Linked DNA regions of Homo sapiens: region 2 is linked to region 1. A link is a loop called in an ENCODE intact Hi-C map of the cell type or tissue named here. Cell type or tissue: endothelial cell of umbilical vein. All regions are shown on one strand.

Evidence for each region. Peaks named below come from ENCODE experiments on the same cell type or tissue, not always from the same donor. Only the 100,000 strongest peaks of a DNase experiment are listed, where the experiment ranks them.
Region 2: a loop joins it to region 1, with 2.7 times the contacts of the local background. A loop is called at or near these places in 4 of 110 quality-filtered maps.

What each region holds. Positions count from the first base shown.
Region 1 is chr11:119,319,853-119,324,852 of GRCh38, reverse strand. It overlaps the pseudogene LOC124900316. Among named protein-coding and RNA genes, the nearest start is that of MCAM, 5.2 kb to the right of the region's middle. RefSeq lists enhancers at 2,889-3,514, 3,515-4,140 and a silencer at 3,577-4,016. In endothelial cell of umbilical vein, CTCF peaks have their summits at 1,097 (motif pointing right) and 3,048; DNase peaks (open chromatin) are centred at 1,112, 3,062, 3,772, 4,842 and 1 weaker place; H3K4me3 peaks cover 1,147 bases; H3K27ac peaks cover 2,252 bases.
Region 2 is chr11:119,260,656-119,265,655 of GRCh38, reverse strand. All of the region lies in intron 2 of CBL (Cbl proto-oncogene), which reads right to left. Among named protein-coding and RNA genes, the nearest start is that of MIR6756, 50 kb to the left of the region's middle. RefSeq lists enhancers at 1,889-1,938, 4,979-5,000. In endothelial cell of umbilical vein, a CTCF peak has its summit at 2,849; DNase peaks (open chromatin) are centred at 1,975 and 2,775; H3K27ac peaks cover 2,136 bases.

The DNA.
Region 1 (5,000 bases):
AGTGTGAGCCACTGCACCCGGCCTGTCCTCATTCTTTTAACAGTTGCGTAGTACTCCACTGCATGGATTTGGTGCAAGGATTGTTTTTAGTGGACTCAGTGAAGTGCTGTATCCCACCTCCAAGAGGTTGCCAAGGGGATCTCAGTCACATATGGATGACATAAGGGAAGAGCCCCCATCCCCACACGTATCTCTCATTCTACTGTGAGACTATTATGATAAAATGAACTGGCTTGTGGGAGGTAAAATAAGGCCACACTTTGTGTGCAGGAGGCAGGCTCCCCAGAAGGGATTGGCTGTTTTCAACCTCATCACCCAAGGGAAAAGAGGGATCTGAGAAGGGAAATGGAAACTTAGTAAGAGGGGCCTTTTGTTCTGTCCCTCTGGGGCCTGAGCTCTAATTTAAAGTCACTCATGGTTGCTCCCCTGCTTAACACCATTTATACACAGCCTGTTGCTCTGAGTAATTGACCATGGCTTACAAATCCTTTGTAATCTGGCCTCATCCTTCACTAACCTCAGCCTTCCCTTGCAGAATATTAACCAACTCCTAGCAGCCCCCTGCACATAGCGAGCTCCGCCACACTTCAGACAGCACAGCCCACCCCCATTTACCTGGCTACCTCCTATTCACCGCCTAAAATGAAGCTCGGCATCAGCTCTTCCAAGAAGCCTTCTTTCATCACCTCAGGCTGGGTTAAGTAACCGTTTTATGTGCATATTTGCACCCTGGTACGCAGCTCTTTGTGTTATAATTATTTATTTGTCTGTCGCCCTCACGAGACTGTACGTTTCTCAAGCACATGACCCCTTGTTTTAGTTATCGTCCTGTCTCCAGCCCCCAGCTTAGTTCCTCACTAGTGTGCTGTATCCCAAATCACAATACACATATGCACCGAGTTATGACACAGAGAAGGGAATTACAATGCCCCTCTTGACCTCAAACCCTCTCTGCCCACATATCATCCCTAGCTTTGTTGCAAGGCTGTCATTACCCAGGATGAAGTGAAACAGAACCCAAGAGTCTGGCTTCTGCGATTCATCAATCCCGCTTTTCAGTCCCCCATCCTCCCACCTGCTCTGTAGGATGAGAAAACAATTCAAACTAGGGGCACCAGGGGGCGCTCTCAGGCCAAGATGAAATCAAGAAACCATGGTAAACCTAAATTCCAATGTCACATCGTTTTTCCACTGCTCAAGAACCTGCAGTGGCTCCCCATTGCCCACCCTATCTTAAGCTGTTCCCCTATAACCTAAGCCCATCTCATCTGCCCAAGCTCCCACGTGCATGCACCCTCTACCGTGCTGAATTTCTACTTAGCCATGTAACTCACAAGGGTGATGCCAAGGGGTAATGGTGTAGCTAAAGCTAGCCCCCTCTCCACTTAGGTAGGTCTGGCTGCGTCAGCCACCCACATCCCTCTGGTGGCTGGGGAGCCCGGGGTTGGATGAAAATCATCCCGGGCTTTGCCAGTGGCCGCGAGTGCCCAGAGCTTCCAGGGGCCTCAGCTCACCATGCACTGCCCCGTGTGTGGCAGTGAAACCCAGGCCCTGACAGGCGCCGTGTAAAAATAAATACATAAATAAAGCTATCCTCAATGCGCTCCAAGTAAACGGATACTGGAAATGAAAGTAGTGGACTAGGCCGGGCAAGGTGGCTCACGCCTGTAATCCCAGCAGTTTGGGAGGCTGAGGCGGGCGGATCACTTGAGGCCAGAAGTTCAAGGCCAGCCTGGCCAACATGGTGAAACCCTATCTCTACTAAAAATACAAAAATTAACCAAGCGTGGTGGTGCGCCTGTAATCCCAGCTACTCGGGAGGCTGAGGCAGAAGAATCGCTGGAACCCAGGAGGCAGGGGTTATAGTGAGCCGAGGTCGAGCCACTGCACTTAAGCCTGGGCAAATGAGCAAGACCCTGTCTCAAAAAAAAAAAAAAAAGTGGGATTGCTATGTGAATATAATCTCAAGACAAGTCACCACCAACTCCATCTTCTAGCCGGATGGCTGCTCTGACACTTTCTGATAGGGAAATTCTGTAGTTGTCCATATACGTGCCCCTTTCGTGGGTCCCATCTCTCTCTTTTTGCTTGTGTCATTTCCCCTGCCTCGAAAGATCATTCCTCACTCCTCCGTATCTAAACCTGACCTTTCATTGAAGGCTTCACATTTCCAGAAAGACTTTCCTAGCCAGCACAGTCCACATCAACACTCCCTTTTCTGAATCCCAGTTGCACTTCCTGTCTTTACCACACAACTGAGCTCTTAATTCAGCTGTGATTATTACACATAGACTGCGCAGGTTTTGGAGTTCGTTAGGTAAAACTTGGTTCAAATTTTGGTTCCTTGGAGTGATGACAAAATTCTGGAACTTGATTATGGTGATAATTGCACAACATTGTGAATGTGCTGAATGCCACGGAACGCTGACGTTTAAACTGGTTAGTATTCTGTTATGTGCATTTCACAATTATTTATTTGTTTATTTTTGGAGATGAGGGTCTCCATATGTTGCGCAGGCTGGCCTTGAACTACTGGGCTCAAGCAATCCTCCTACCTCAGCCTCTCGAGTAGCTGGGACCACAGGTGCACACCACCGTGCCAGCTGTTAACACAGTTGTTTTTTGTTTGTTTGTTTTTTAAGACGGAGTCTCACTCTGTCGCCCAGGCTGGAGTGCAGTGGCGTGATCTCGGGTCACTCCAACCGCCACCTCCTGGGTTCAAGCAATTCTCCTGCCTCAGCCTCCCGAGTAGCTGGGACTACAGGCGCGCGCGACCACGCCCAGCTAATTTTTGTATTTTTAGTAGAGATGGGGTTTCACCATGTTGGCCAGGATGGTCTCGATTTCTTGACCTCGTGATCCGCCCGCCTCGGCCTCCCAGAGTGCTGGGATTACAGGCATAAACCACCGCGCCCAGCCTCTTTCCTCCCCTCTCTACTCCCGGCTCCAAGATCAGCCCTGGCAGCAGCAGTGAGGGTCCCAGGCATCGCCGGGATGGGATGGAACAAGGCTCCCCTTCTCCAGGGCTACCCCTGGGATGCTGGCAGCCCCGTGTGGCAGGGAAGAGGAACTGCAGGAGCGTCCTTCAGGGAGGAGAGGGGCCAGAAGACCTCAACATGGCGCCCCCAGGTTTCCCACAGGCCCCCTCCTGTAGACCAGCCGGCCTTCCCCTCAGTGACGACTCAAAGTCAGATTTGAAGAGCTCTCTGGGGACATTCCTCTCCCTGGATGGTGGTATTCTGGGGAGCGGATGTGAACTTCCCTGAAGGGGAGAGGTGTAAACTCCCAGCATCCTGCTACCACCCTCCGCCCCCATCACCCTTCATTCCCCAGGTGCAGGCTGGGGGCAGAGGAGAGGGAAGGGGATTAGGTGCTGGGGCCGGGGAACCGAGACCCAGGGTGTCACCGCTGACAGCAGCGGGGCCCGCAGAGCTGCAGGGAGACAGAGCCGCCTCCCCGCGGCGCCGACGCTGCCATCTAGCTAGAGGGCCCCACTCTTTCTTTAACCAGAGGTCACAGCCTCATTGCCTACCCAGGAGGCAGCCCCGAGACGCCCCCTGCGGCCTGGGTTTTCTCCACCCTGTCCCCGCGCCCACCCCAGCTCTGCCATCCCCGGCTGCACCGCTTTGTAAAGGGGACGGCTGGTCAGACCGAATCACTGCGCGGGCTCGCGCTGGGTCGGGCCTGGAGACTGGATCTGGGGCTTCCGGAGAGCCCCAGGCTCCCCGCGCGCCCATCCACCCGCAGCCGCCTGAGCATTTATGGTAATGTTTGGGTTGGGGCGAGCGGCCGGATCCCCGCCCCCTGCCTCCGCCGGGCGGGACCTCGAGGCCGGCTCCTGGGGAGCTTAGCGCCGGCGCCTTCCCGCCGCGGCCGGGTCCCCTGGGTGGAGGCCCTGGGTGCCGGAGGCCTGAGGTCCGGCAGGTGGGCTGGCCCCCGTGCGGAGGCTCCTAAGACCGGGGGGTACGAGAGGGACAGTCCCAGTCGGTCGGAGGAGGGGTCCGCGGGGTTGGGGACTCCGATCCCGCTCAACCTACCCTAACCACCCACTGCTGCCCACCCAACCCCCGCCTCTGGCTTAAGAGTCCATCATCCCCAGGAGGAGTCCCGATGCATCCACATCCTCTTTCTCCTTCTCTCCCCCCACCCCCTGGCAGGGAAGGGGCTGAGGGAAGAGGCCAGCAGCTCTCAGGGGAGTCGTCGGAATGCTGGGAGCCTGGGAACAGACCCTGCGGTCCCTGGGAAAGCCAGGCTGTGGGAATCCCACCGTCAGCCCCCTCCCCAGGATGGGCCACCGGATGTCAGAGACCCCAGTTCCCCAACGGGGATCTTTGTGAGGGTGGGCCCTGCCCCCCAGTTCAAGCCCCAGCCTGGCTCGACCCCAGAGTTCAGTAGGCCATCTGTGACGAAGACAGCCCCTCCCCCGCTCTCCGCCCTCCACCCCCCTGCCTGCTCCAACATAATCCTCGCCATTGTGCCCGTCGCCCCCTCCCCCCGCTCCCCCTCTCTAGACCCCTGTACAATGGGGCCTTTGCAGCCTCCAGAATGGAGATGAACTCACGGTTTTTCCAAGTTTAAAAATAGCCCCTCCCATCCCGCAGAAGGCCACCCTCCCTCTCTCCCATGGTGGTGTGGGGTGCACCTCCATCCCGGCTGTGCCTCCTTCCTCCTGCCCTGGGTCAGGTGCGAAGGACATGGGTGAGACAGCATCCGGCGGGAGCAGGGCTGCTTCCCCCGATTCAATCTCTTCCCCCACATCTTCCATCCACCCCCCAGTACAGTATCCGGTTTCCTGCCCCCTACCCTTTTCCACCCTGTTTTCACTCCTTCAGTATAATCTTCTCCTACTCACACCCACATTCTGGAAAAATTCTCCAACTTCCGCACCCCCTCCAAAGACCCAGGCCGGATCCTATTATCTGGCCTGGCCAGGGGGTTCCCCAGTCTCGGTAACTGCCAAGATTGTTGGGACTCCCACCCCATGTCCTCACAGCAGCTGC
Region 2 (5,000 bases), 59 kb after region 1:
CTTGGGCTTCCCAAAGTGCTGGGATTACAGGTGTGAGCTACCGCGCCCAGCCACTTTTTCTATTTTATGTGTGATGGGGGTCTCACTATATTGCCCAGGCTGGTCTCCAACTCCTGGGCTCCTCACACCTTAGCAGAAATAATTTTTTAACGTATATTTTCTGTCTGCAGATAATTTAAATGAATTTATGTCTTAGGGAATTTAAATGAACAGTTAACTGTATAAACCCTATACAGGGCTAGAAAAAGTAATCTACTAAACTAGTATTATCTATTCTAAAACAGATTTGCCAAACCTCAGACTATTAGAATTATTTTACTTGAATATTATTGTTCTGAAGAATTAACACAGAAATATCAAAAATCATCTCACCTACTTCAAAAGTCTCTTAAAAATGGTTTAAAGACTCAAAAAAGTTTATATGGTATTTAAAAAGAGAAGGAAACAAAACTTTCATTTTAAAAACAGTAATTTAGGCTGGGCGCAGCAGCTCACACTTGTAATCCTAGCTCTTTGAGAGGCTGAGGCCGGCAGATTGCTTGAACTCAGGAATTTGAGACCAGCCTGGGCAATATAGTGAGACCCCCCATCTATACAAAAAATGCAAAAAAATTAGCCAGGTATGGTGGTGCACAGCTGTAGTCCCAGCTACTAGGGTTGCTGAGGTGGGATGATAGCTTGAACCTGGCAAGTGGAGGTTGCAGTGAGCAAAGATCGTACCACGGCACTCCAGCCTAGGCGACGAAGCAAAACTGTCTTAAAAAAATAATAATAATGAAAAACAAAGAAAAGTAATTTAGCTAATTGCAGATTGGTATATGGTGGTTATAAAATTCTTTCAACTCTTCTGTAGGACCGAAAAATTTCCTTATAGGTTGGGCATGGTGCCTTATGCCTGTAATCCCAGCACTTACGGGAGGCCAAGACAGGCAGATCACTTGAGCTCACAAGTTCGAGACCAGCCTGGGCAACATGGTGAAAGTCCGTCTCTACAAAAAAAACAAAAATCAGCTGGGCATGGTGGCATGGACCTCTAGTCTCAGCTACTAGGGATGCTGAGGTGGGAGGATGGCTTGAGCCCTGGAGGTGGAGGTACAGTCAGCAGAGATCATGCCGCTGCATTCCAGCCTGGGCAAACAGAGACAGACCCTGTCTCAAAAAAAGAAAAGAAAAGAAAAGAGAAAAGAAGAAAAGAGAAGAGAAGAGAAGAGAAAGAAGAGAAGAGAAGAGAAGAGAAGAGAAGAGAAGAGAAGAGAAGAGAAGAGAAAAGAAAAGAAAGATCATAATAAAAGACTGGAGGTCAGGCATAGGGACTCACACCTGTAATCCCAGCTCTTTGGGAGGCCAAGATGGGAGGATGGCTGAAGGCCAGGAGTTTCGTACCAGCCTGGGCAACATAGCAAGACTGTCTCTAAAAACAAACCAAAAAATCCACTGAAGAAAACCCCCAATAATTTACAGGTAAGTGTATTTTAACAATATTTGTAAATCAAATGATCCTATCGTTCTCAAGAGGAAAATTCCAAGATGATTTAATACTTTTAATACAATGATTAACAAAAAAGCTGTAAAACATTATACAATACGATTACAGGGTTGCAAAATATTCCCAAAATAAGGTTACAATTTTTTGCCATTCAGTGATGGTATAGGCTTAAGACTCATATAGATGATGATAATTATACTGCTGAAGGGTAACATGATCACTGCTTTTAAGTATTTCATTTACTGGTACTATTTCAGTGATAACTGCTGCTTTTCCTATCAGATAAACTCCAGAAACCTTATATCCAAACACTAGTGTCATCTAAAGAATGCTGAGTGAGAACATACTGAGATGACATTTATAACTCAATAGCAGCATCCTCTGCTCACAGTAATCAGCTTTAAAAATAGATACAACGGAACTGTTTTCCACAAAGCCTCACAGGAAGTCAATGAAGTACTGTTTAACTCTTATCATCGACTTAAGCTGTTAAAAAACAAAACAAAACAAAACAAAACAAAACGAAAACCATCACCTACAAAAGGAGTTCTCAGCCAATACATCTAAAAATAGCAATGGCCCTTTTTACTAAACACATATTAAGTGTATTTGATACTACATACTCATGGTCCTGCTTTTGAAATTCCCAAGTTACACAGTAACAGATTCCTACTAATCATCCAGAGCATTTCAAGCTAACTGTTTCACTGAATTCTAAAGCTAAAGGGGACACATCTAACTCACCAAGTAAATGGGAAGGCAGCAACCCACATGAGAGCCTCCAACACTCCCCTCATATTTCTATCAAATTAATCCTAAAACAGACTCAATCTCCTTACTCCCCCTACATGAAAATCTTTAATGACTTCTCAATTACCACTTAAAAAGTTCAAACTGCTGACCTGATACATGAAAGCACTCACAATGTAGTCCTAATTCACCTTTCTAATACCAGTCAATGTTCCACCAAACACTCTATCTACGCTTTCCAGGCTCTGTGCCTGTGGTATTGGTACTGCATCAACAATATATGCTTCTCTCCATCTCTAGCAGTTAACACTAAGAGTTTACTAGGGATTAGATGCTTTACTAAGCTAAATAAAGTGCATTTAATTCTCATAATGCTTTGAAATAGGAATTACTAACCGTATCTTACAAATGAGAAACAAAGACTTAGTGACATTAAATAATTTGCAAGGTCACAAAGCTAGTAAGGGGCAGCATAGGTCTATGAAATTCAAGAGCCAGGGCTCTTTGGTTATGACACATTTCCTTTCCAATGACTACGGTTACTAAATCCTGCCCATTCTTCAAAGTTCTCAAACACTGCCTCCTTGGGGAGGACTCTCCAGTCTATATTTAACGTCTACTCTCAGCTTCTGAACCCCCTACAGCAACTTGCTCATAGTTTTTCACAGGTTCCATCACGTTCTGCTTCATATTAATTGTCTTATTCCCCAATCTGGAAGACAACTCCTTAAGGGCAGAGGCAGGGAAAGTATCTCTTACACACTTTATCCCCTGCAACCCTGGTCACACTGGGCACATAACAGGCATTCAATACATTTGTAGAACTGAACTGGAAAATATTACCTACTTTTGACAAATTTTTAATTTCAGAATAATTCTACATCTACAGAAAAGTTATAAAGACCACGCAGGGAGTTCCCATAAAACCCAAATCCAGTTTCAGTTTCCCCTAATGTTACCATCTTATATTACTGTGGGACATTCTTCAAAACTAAGAAACCAACATCAGTATGGTAGTACTAACTGAATCCCAGGCTATATCCAGGCTTCACCAGTTTTTTCCACTAATGTTTTTATCTATTCCAGGATCCAATCAAGGATACCACTTTACATTTACTCACCCTATCTCCTTAGTCTCCTCTGGTCTGTAATCATTTCTTAGTCTTTCCTTGTTTTTCATGACAGTTCTGAGCGCTGTTCAAGTATTTTAAAGGATGTCTCTCAGTGTGTCTGTCTGTCTTTCTGATATTTTGACTGGAGTTACGAGTTTATGGAAAGAATAACAGAGGTGAAGTGCCCTTCTCAACACATCAAGTCATAATATCTACATGGTATCACTGAAAATGTTCAACTCGATCACTTAGTGTTTGCATGCCATGATTCTGCAGGTGAAGCTATTAGTGAAAAATATTTACTTCTCCACACCTTCTTTCTTATATCTTTTTTAAAAAAATCACTTATACAAGAGTCAATAATATTTTTAAATGACTCTAATACATTCTCATTAAAGCACAAATATTTTACATTAGTATCTTTAGTTTTCAGTGTGGTTAGAAAAAAACAAAAATGGTTCAAAACAATCATTGTGAACATTTAGCAAGTGTTCACTAGCTATGTTACTTCACGGTCCTGTTTAATCAGATTTCTCTGTATTTCAAAATAACTTTTGAGTTCACTTAACCCGAGCTCTGAAAGACAACTTTAATAAGTAGAATTACATGCACTGGAGCATTTGCCCACAATTGAAAGCATATTAACCCTCAGTACTGGTTACTACTTCTCTACACCAGTTCCTTAAAGACATATACAAACATATCAGTAAGATAATGCTGAAATCTTTAAAACTTCTCATACCCTCTCCCTCAACAAATGACAACCACCACCAAGCACCTTTTAGAAAGCTAATGCAATCAACTTAAAATATACAGATACAAATTATACTGAGACAGCACTAATAGAATCTAATCAAATATGTAGAAAGTCTATATCTAGTTACCATTAATTATTTAACTCCTGAGTATGTAACTTAGACATCGATTTCCATTTAAACATAGCATTTCCCTGAACAAATAAACAGAGTAGCTAATACTAAGCTTTGCAAAACTTGAGAAAGAACATGGAATGTTCTCTGTCCGAATATAAGACTATTAAAAGGGACAAAAACTAGAGAAATCTTCAATAAATGTTCCATGGAAAAGAATCTAGAGGCCAGGCGCGGTGGCTCACGCCTGTAATCCTAGCACTTTGGGAGGCCAAGGCAGACGGCTCACCTGAGGTCAGGAGTTCGAGACCAGCCTGGCCAACATGGCAAAACCCCATCTCTACTAAAAATACAAAAAATTAGCCAGGCGTGGTGGCGCACACCTGTAATCCCAGCTACTCGGATAGCTGAGGCATCAGAATCGCTTGAACCTGGGAAGCAGAGGTTGTAGTGTCCAGCCTGGAGACTTTGCCTCCATTAAAAAAAAAAAAAAAAAAAAGTAGAGATTTAACTGCCAAAGTGAAAGAAAATACAAATGCAGTGCAGTGGGGAGTCATTAAGGATCTGGGACTGGGGAGTGATATCTGATCATTTTAAGACCGAAAATGATAGCAATGTAGAAGGTGAATGAAAGAAGAAACTGCGAAAGCAGAGAGATCAATCAGCATAGTAGTGCAGTAGAAAAGTAATGGGAGCCTGAGATAGAAAAGTAACAGGGGCAGTAAAATAAAGACAGATTTGAGACAGACTGCAGCAGTAAAATCAAGAGTATGACTGAGTAAG